Linked DNA regions of Homo sapiens: regions 1 and 2 are each linked to region 3. A link is a contact called in ENCODE Hi-C or POLR2A ChIA-PET data. All regions are on one chromosome and are shown on one strand. Each heading gives the region's core, a stretch centred on a gene start or an enhancer-like site at or near the end of the contact. The rest is flanking DNA. Distances are from core to core; before and after follow the strand shown.

Region 1 (2,700 bases), core at 41-2,540, 650 kb before region 3:
TTGCCACTTGTGCTCATGCCCCAGCATCCCCTTTTGCCCCCAGGACTCTCAGGAAGAGTCTGAGCCTAGATCCCAGACCAGGGTGCTCTAGTCACACAGAGTCTCCCCGGAGGCCCAAGAGCCACCATTTGTACCCAGTGCCCCCCTGGATTTATCCAAACACAGCCGCGATCCCCTAGGTTGTACCCAAGTACAGGACGCCTGCCAGCCAGCTCACCTGGTGATGGAAAGCGTCAGCATCTGGGAATGAAGTCACTGACTGGCGGACAGCCCTGGACGGGCCGGCAGACTCGGGCTCCCCATAAGTCCTGGTGGTGAAGTAGCTCTCTTCATAGTAGTCGTCATTGTAGCCTTGGGAAGGGGGGCAGCGGTAGCAGAGGGGGCATCGGTGTGCCCCGCCTGGCCTGATGGCCCTAATCTGAATCCCATTTCGGGACCTGTAACAGTTTCTCCCTCCTAAGGCTGCTGGAGTGGTTGGGACTGAGGTCTCAGGTCCTCCCTGTGAGCGGGGTCCCTGACGAAGTCGGGTGAAGGTGCCAGCGTGCCCACCCAACCCCTGCCTTACCCTTGCTCTGGTAGAGTAAAGCGTCCTCTTTCTTGGGAAGATCATACATATCTGCATCCCCTCTAGTCGAATTCAAGTCTGGATTGAAAGGAGGAGACAGAACTGTTTGCCCCCCCAGACTTCCCTCCCCTTTCTCCAGTGCCGCTCTCGACCGGCCCCCCTGCCACACCCTCGCGACCCCATCCTCCCCGCGTCCCAGGCTGTCCCCACAGGCGAGGCTCTCACCAGAGAAGCTATAAGAGGAGGCGGCGGACGAGCTGGGGGGCGAGAGCCGCCGCCTCTGGGTCTCGTACTCGAAGATCTTCTTCTCGTAAAGCCTACGAGTTGATCCTGGCCGGACACGGGGCGGTCAGGGCCGCGGGCCGGGGAAGGCGCGCGGGGAGGGCAGCGGGGAGGTCGCGAGGCGGAGCACGAGGAGGGGGCCCGGAAGGGGTCCCGCCCGCCGCCGCGTACCTACTACAGGCCCGTGCGGGATGTTGTACCGGCGCAGCAAGGTGGTCAGCTCGGTATCCGAAAGATCTGCGTAGTTGTCCATGGCGGGTGCGGGCTCAGGCGGAGGCCTGGCGGCGGCCCGGGCCTACCAAAACCGGCCGAGCAACGGCTGCCGAGGAGCACGGCGGGGGCGGCACGAGCGCATCGGGAGCGGCCGCGCTCGCGTCACAGCCGAATCGTTGTCGCGTCACAGCCGAATCGTTGTCGCGTCACGGCCGCTGGCTCCGCAGGCTGCGCGCGCTGCGCGGGGCGGGACCTAACCGCGGGAGCAGCCGGCACAGACCGGCCGTGCCCTGAGAGCTGGGAGGCTGGGGCCGCGAGCCCAAACGTCATCAACGCGAGGATTGGCTAGCGGCGGAGAGGGCGGGGCCCGCCCGGGAGTCAGGGCGGTGGGAACCGGTCTCGCGATGGGAGCGGGCGGGGCCGCAAGCCCATATGTCACAAGCACGGGGATTGGCTAGTGATGGAGGGGGCGGGGCCCGCGCGGGCGCGGAGCAAAAGGTCTCGCGGTGGGAGCGAGCGGGGCCGCGAGCCCATACGTCACAAAACGGGGATTGGCTAGCGATGGAGGGGGAGGGGCCCGCGCGGGCGCGGAGCAGAAGGTCTCGCGGTGGGAGCGAGCGGTACTGCGAGCCCGGACGCCACTAATGCATGGATTGGCTAGCGGCGTAGGGGGCGGGGCCCGCGCGGGAGTCAGGGCAATGCAAACCGGTATCGCTGTGGGAGCAGGCGGGGCTGCGGGCCCAAAAGTCACAAACGCACAGATTGGCTAGCGGCAGGGGGCGGGGCCCGCGCGGGAGTCAGGGCGATGCGGCTGGGAGCCCAGACGTCACCCTGTGGCGTGCGGCGGGGTGAGAGGGGCGGGGCCTGCGCGCGAGGGACCCGGGACGTGCGAGCGGGCGAAGTCGGCGCTTGGGGTGGCTCTGGTCCCTAAGTCGCTTGGGCTTCGCCCGATCCCTGCACATCCCTACTCCCCGCCGTCGTCCCCCTTCCCAGGGCCCCAGAGCCTAGGGTTCCCCGGCCGCATCCCGGTCGGCCGCCCCAGCAGCGGCGGGAAGGGCCCGGACCCTAAGAGAGCGCGGGCCCCGGGCCAGGCGCTGCCGAGGGCGCTTTGTGTGCGCATCGCCCGGGAAGCGGCTGCAGGGCAAGGCCCGCGCCTACGCGATCCCCGCAGACCCCCTGCCATGGGCCCGCCTTCCCAGTCTGCGGGGCTCTCGCCCGCGCACATGTGCCTGCTGCTTACCACCGCCTACCCCTCTGCTTCCCTTCCTCCTCCCTCGCTCCACCCGGGAGGAAATGGGGCACTGGGCCAGGAGGCCGCTGGCACTCCAGAAGCAAGCAGTCTTCGAAGGGGCCCGGGCATGCCGACGGGCACGCCAGTGGGCGCGGGCAGAGGGCGCCGTGCGATGCGTGCAGAGACGACGTGTGCCCGCCTAACCCTTCATGCCGTTCATTCACCCGGGGCACTGGGGGGAGCTGAAGTGGGGCGTCCTCTCCTGTCGGAATGGTCCCTGAGCGCAGCGTGGCTAGGCAGGGGGCAGACGTGGGTGGCGAGCTATGGATTCCCATTCCCAGGGCCTTGATCAGATATTGGCTGTCTCATGGAGAAGAGAAAGGAGGTGACATTCATCATTCATATTCTT
Region 2 (2,700 bases), core at 201-2,700, 890 kb after region 3:
TAGGGTGCCTAAGAGGAGGCAGGCGGAGAGGACAACTGAGACAAAGATGAGAGGCAGGAGTGTGGCTGGCACATGAGGTTCAACCACAAAGCCAGTGTTCTGGGGCTGGAGTGAGCCAGACGAGAGAAGAGTTGTGGAGCGATGGAAGGGGACACGTCGTGCCAAGCTTTGGAGATCACAGTGAGAACTCTGGCTCGTACTACTTGGGGGGATGATGATGACCCAAAAGTCAGGAATCTGTTCACTGCTGAAGAGAGAAGAGGGCAAAGGGCAGCAGCTCCATTTAAAAGGTTCTAATAAGCCTCGGGCCTTTCTCTGTCTGAGAAACTTACTCTCTGCCCTCTGTCTCCCTAGATTACTGCCCCTATGCCTGGAGGAAAAACAGGTGAAGGCTAAAAGCCACGGGGATAGCTAAAGAGGGCAAACTGGACCTCCAGCTCCACTTCTGCAGGTCTATGTCAGTCCACAGCCCTTGCACACGCTCCCTTTTAATTCTCCAAGCATACCTCTCACTTCCAAAACTCCTGTGACTCTGCTGATGAGGGCGTCTCGGCCTGGAATGCTCCTCCTTATCTGCATTGTGTGGGTGTCAAAAAGAGTATATTTTGATGACCTCTCCCCGCCCCTCATGCTCGCTCACATCCCCCTCACTCCTTTCAAAGTCCGTTCCCAAAGGCCCCAGTTCACCGTCCTGGGCTGCTTTTAGCCAGGTAAGATCTAAAGTGATCCTCTCTTGGAACCTGGTCTGGGGCCTATACATCTGGGTCAGTCTAGGGGTGCTCTCGAAGGGCCACCCTCAAAGAGCGAGCCTCGGCTGGATTCAGTTCCTAGGTCCCAGCCGTCCGACCTCTGCGACAACACTCAGCACACCCCTTCCCCTCTCCGGGTCTCAGTTGCCCCGTGAGTACAGTCCCTGCTCCAACACGCAAGGTAATCGTTTCTGGCTGCTCTGATGCACTCGGTCCCTAAACTCAGCCTTAGGTCAACCCAGAAAGCACCCGACCCGGGCGACCCCGTAGCTCCCCACCCTCCCGCACTGCCCAGTCGCTGACACAGGGTGACCTCCAATGGCAAGGCCACGACTCTTACCCGTCCGTAGGCGCCCCCCTGTCTGGCCTCAGCTCGCAAGCAGGCTGCACCCACTGAACTCCAGGCCCGGACCGCCACCCTTTACTCCCCTCCCGCGTGAGCCGAGAATCAGCCGAGCTTCCTCCACCAAGAGGATTGGCCCAGCTCGGCGACGACTCAGCCAATTGGCGCTCACGGCGTGATCTTGCCCAATAAAGACGGGGCTCTGTCGCCAGCGTGCCCCTCCCCGCGCTGGGCCGGGGCTTTGCCAGGTTAGTCCCACCCTCTTCGGCCCTGCACCAATAGGGAGAGGCGGCGACGAGCGGACGGCCAATGGGGAGCGGGGCTGCGCGCGCGGGGCGGTGGGAACGGCGCCGAGTCAGTGTACACGTCGGTTGCCTAACAACCGGCAGCGGACTCCTTTGGCTATGGTGAGTGCTGCCGCTCTGTCGCGCCCCACGCCCAGCGGCTGAGCCCTTCCCAGGCCCCAGCTCGGCCACGCCGCCTCTCCTGCGCCTTTCTCGGCTTTAGCGCACCAGTCTTTCCTTTGAGCTCTTTCCCGGGAGAGTAGGGTACAGACGCTAACCAACCTACTGGGCCTGCGCTTCGCTGCTGCCTCCTCTTCACCCACAACAGGCCCACACCCGCCCCTCGGGCTCCCCTTGCATTCCCTGATCCCCTCGGTGAACCTCCCTGGGCAAAAAAGACTCGAATCCCTCACAGGCCCCTGACTCTCTCAGACCTTGGCCCCCTGGCCTCCTCATTCTGCCAAAATTTCCACACACAGCTGGGAAAAGGTGTATCGTGTTCTGTTACAATGTTTTTTACAATTTAAATACAGGGGCATTCAGGGGATGCTTTAGCTTCTTGGAGAAGGCACGAAGGTGCCAGATGGATTGAGTTTTATTACTCGGTACTGACACAATATACATCTTAACAACTTACTAATATTTGGCCAAATCTAGAAGTAATTGGGAAGTCGGAGTACTTACTGGGAAGGGGAGTACTGGGAGTGGGCATCGTAAGACTGTTTTCAGAACCAGGATCCCCACGTTCGGGAAGAGCTGATTATCTCTAGTTATTCACAGTCATCTTCTTGACTGGCTCTCTTTTGGGATGATTTTCAGTAAGAGGTGTCCTTACTGAACAAGTGATCTCCCTGCTTCTAGAAACAACAGTAAAGAAAAGGGAGGGGTAGAAGTTCATGGAAAGATTCATTGTTCTTGCCAGTAAACCCTGTTATCTTTCTTTTTAAGCAAAGCTTTGGAATTGGTTATATAAATGACTTTAAAAATACATATGGGTGTCTGTAACTATGTTATGTAAATATGGACTGTATGATATATTATTGTGCTTGTGTATTGCATAACATATAAAGGCCTCCAACTTTAAGAAGGCAAACATGGCATCAAGTTCTCAGCGAAAAAGAATGAGCCCTAAGCCTGAGCTTACTGAAGAGCAAAAGCAGGAGATCCGGGAAGCTTTTGATCTTTTCGATGCGGATGGAACTGGCACCATAGATGTTAAAGAACTGAAGGCAAGCTCTGTGCATTCCTGCCGTACTGCCCTTCCTTTCCTCTGCCTCTTCCTTGTCATCTCCCTATCACCTCTCTACCCCTTTTGCCCTCTTCT
Region 3 (2,700 bases), core at 1-2,500:
GGACGATGCAGCGGGCCAGCCTTCCGTCCAGGCGGGCCACATACACCGACAGGAAGGTGCGGCTCACCAAGGCGGCCGAGTGCAGGGCCAGCAGCCCCGTCTCCCGGCACAGGACCCGGGGGAACAGCAGCCGCAGGAGCCACAGGAGCCGCTGCAGGAATACCCGGTTCATGCCAGCTTTGGCCGCCGCGACCCCGGAGGCCTCCTGCGTGGGCTCCCCGGCGGGCGCCTGAAGACCCCTGGCCGGGGCCAGGCACTGGCGCACCAAGGGGTAGACTTTGTGGGCTCCATAGGCCGCGAGGGCCAGGAGCACGGCCGTGCGCTTCAGCGTGTTCCCCCGCCAGGGCCGGGGCCTGGAGAGCACCGGCATGTCACCTGGGCTGGCTGCCGCGTAGGGACTGGGGCTGGTGCCTGGGGCAGCAGTTGAGGCAGGTGGCTGGAAGGATTGTTGCTCTGACCCTGGGCCTGTTGTCTAGGCAACTGGAAACCTTGCGATGGCCCCTGAGACTGTCGCTTTAGGCCCCCGGGGTGGTGCTGGGGCCCCTGGTGCGGTGGGCTCAGGGCCCTCCAGGGTCGCGGCCTCTTCGGGCAGCCCAAGTGGAGGAACTTGGCTCTCCTGTCCTGTCAGTGCCCTGGCCCCTGAGGTCAGGGCCTTGAGAGGTCTCGGGCAGAGGGGGCGTCTCTTCCTCTCCACCTTCTCCTCCTCCTCCTCCCCCGGTGGCGCCCCTCCCCGGGGCACCAGGCGCGTCCGTCCGCTCCGCAGCCTGGCTGAAGCGACAGTGACTCCTCCACCGGCCCAGAATCCCCACCCACTCTTCCCCAGGGGCGAGTCGGGGGAAGGGGAGGAGGCGGAGGAGGGGCGAGGGGCGGAGTCCGGGCGCGGGAGCCCCACCCTGTTCTCGCCCCTCGGCGGGGCCCGCCCACACCCCCACCTCCCGTTCTCGCCCCTCGGCGGGGCCCCTCCCGCACCACAGAGACGTGGGACGGCCGCGCGGACTAGAGAAGCGGCCCTCGCCGGCCCGACAAAGCCCCGCCCCGCCCCGCCCGCGTGCTCGCTCCACCCCGCCCTGCTCGCCCGGAGCCCGAGGCGCCTCTTCCTCTCCCGCTCGGAGCGCCGGCCCTCCGCTCCGGGGCGGGGTGGGAAGCGGAGGTGGGCGGAGCCTCCGGGGCCTCGCGAGGGCTGGTGGGCGGTGCCCGGCGGGCGCTTCCGGTTTCCGGCCGCGGTATGAGGGGCGGGGCCGGGGCTGCTGTGGGAGAGTTCTGTTGCTGCGGCGGGGCCTGCACGTTGACTGTGGGAAACTCGGTGAGCGGGCTCCGCGCGCCGGGCTGGGCTCCGGGACCGCGGAGGCTCCCCGGCCCATCGACGAGGGAGAGAGGCGAGCGGCGCGGGGAGGCCCGGGGGCCGGGGAATCTCGGGGCCCGCAGCCTACCTGCGTGTGAGAGGCAGGGGCGAGGGGAAACCGGGCGGCGCCTCTAGAAGCTGGTCTCGGGGGCGGGGCGGGGGGCGGTGAAGCCCCACCTGGAGGAGCGGCCGGGATGGGCCTCCGGGACGGTGTGCCAGGCCGGGGCCAAGTCGGAGGCCCCTCGCTCTGGGTGGGCGCTGGGGCCCGCGAGGGCTACTGTAAGGACCCCTGGCTTCTGAGGATACTGCGTCTAGAACTTTCTCCGTATGGGGCCTTGAGGTGCTTGGTCGAGACCTGCCTTTGCGCTTGGTCCCGAATCCTGCCCTCTAGGAGTCGCTCTTGCGGGCCTCCAGCCCACCGGAGGCGAAGCGGCCCCGGGCGGAAGGCCGCTGGATCCTCGAGGGAGGTGCCGGTTTCTCTCCGCGGGCGCCGTGGGGACGGTGGGAGGCGGGGGCGTCGGCAGCGCTTGGACTAGGTGCGGCCTTGGGCCTGCCTGGTAGCGGGGATTTGGGCCCGCAGAGCGCCCGCCTCTGCGGCTGAGTTCTGCCTGGCGGGGAAGGGAGCGCCCGATGGGTGCCGAGGCGTCCTCCTCTTGGTGCCCTGGCACTGCTCTTCCCGAAGAACGCCTTTCAGTTAAACGGGCGTCGGAAATCTCGGGCTTCCTGGGGCAGGGATCGTCGGGAGAGGCCGCTCTGGACGTGTTGACACACGTGCTGGAGGGGGCAGGTAATTGACCAGCGAACGGAAGTTTGTGGGGCCTGTGAACGCTGCTGGCCAAGAGGCCCTGCCGAGTGGAGCCCTGCTTCCGCCAGCGCATCAGAGACTTTGAAGCAAAGTGCAGGGGGTCAGGGTGGAGAGTGGCGGCCCCAGCCTCGCAGGGTAACTGAACTGGATGTTCTTGGCTGCCCAGCGCTTACAAGTCCCGTACCTTTTGTGCCCTGCCAGGAAACAAGCTCACATCTTCCTGTGGGAAACCTTCTAGCAACAGGATGAGTCTGCAGTGGACTGCAGTTGCCACCTTCCTCTATGCGGAGGTCTTTGTTGTGTTGCTTCTCTGCATTCCCTTCATTTCTCCTAAAAGGTATGGCCTATGGAGCAAGCAGGCGAGTTAGGCAGGAGGGTGCCTGTGCCCTAGCCCTGGGACTGGTGTGTGCAGCTGGTGGACCCTGGAATTGGGACCCGATGGAACAGGTAGAACCTGTCTGGGGTGGGGGTGGCAGGGGTTGTGTTTGTTATTGCCAACCCTTCCCAGGGTTCTGCTTCGTCATGACTTGCTCAGTTCCTTTTCCTGTGTCCC

The links. A loop is a pair of places that touch in the nucleus more often than their neighbours do. ChIA-PET counts read pairs that join two places held with the same protein, here RNA polymerase II (POLR2A). Pooled maps may share reads with other maps.
Region 1: a map of naive thymus-derived CD4-positive, alpha-beta T cell shows a loop between it and region 3 (11-fold over the local background). The contact joins the promoter of EMD here to the promoter of BCAP31 in region 3. A Hi-C loop is called at or near these places in 2 of 168 maps with a recorded cell type or tissue (PC-9 and naive thymus-derived CD4-positive, alpha-beta T cell), 19 of 37 single-sample maps with no recorded cell type and 15 of 50 pooled maps. POLR2A ChIA-PET finds 5 or more read pairs at or near these places in 1 of 52 experiments (WTC11).
Region 2: a loop to region 3 is called in a pooled map, with 9 times the contacts of the local background. The contact joins the promoter of CETN2 here to the promoter of BCAP31 in region 3. A Hi-C loop is called at or near these places in 4 of 50 pooled maps.

What each region holds. Positions count from the first base shown.
Region 1 is chrX:154,377,885-154,380,584 of GRCh38, reverse strand. It overlaps EMD (emerin), which reads right to left and starts at 1,290. Exons shown (of 6, transcript NM_000117.3): 1 at 1,019-1,290; 2 at 791-895; 3 at 566-643; 4 at 218-351. The coding sequence starts at 1,100. RefSeq lists an enhancer at 333-912 and silencers at 1,320-1,619, 1,630-2,049, 2,070-2,199.
Region 2 is chrX:152,829,507-152,832,206 of GRCh38, reverse strand. CETN2 (centrin 2) reads left to right here and starts at 1,450. Exons shown (of 5, transcript NM_004344.3): 1 at 1,450-1,499; 2 at 2,447-2,605. The coding sequence starts at 1,497. It overlaps NSDHL (NAD(P) dependent 3-beta-hydroxysteroid dehydrogenase NSDHL), which reads right to left and starts at 1,144. Exons shown (of 8, transcript NM_015922.3): 1 at 1,090-1,144. RefSeq lists a silencer at 1,211-1,550.
Region 3 is chrX:153,722,937-153,725,636 of GRCh38, reverse strand. It overlaps BCAP31 (B cell receptor associated protein 31), which reads left to right and starts at 1,250. Exons shown (of 8, transcript NM_001256447.2): 1 at 1,250-1,303; 2 at 2,349-2,484. The coding sequence starts at 2,393. It overlaps ABCD1 (ATP binding cassette subfamily D member 1), which reads right to left and starts at 781. Exons shown (of 10, transcript NM_000033.4): 1 at 1-781. The coding sequence starts at 370. RefSeq lists an enhancer at 1-161 and silencers at 622-1,581, 1,792-1,971.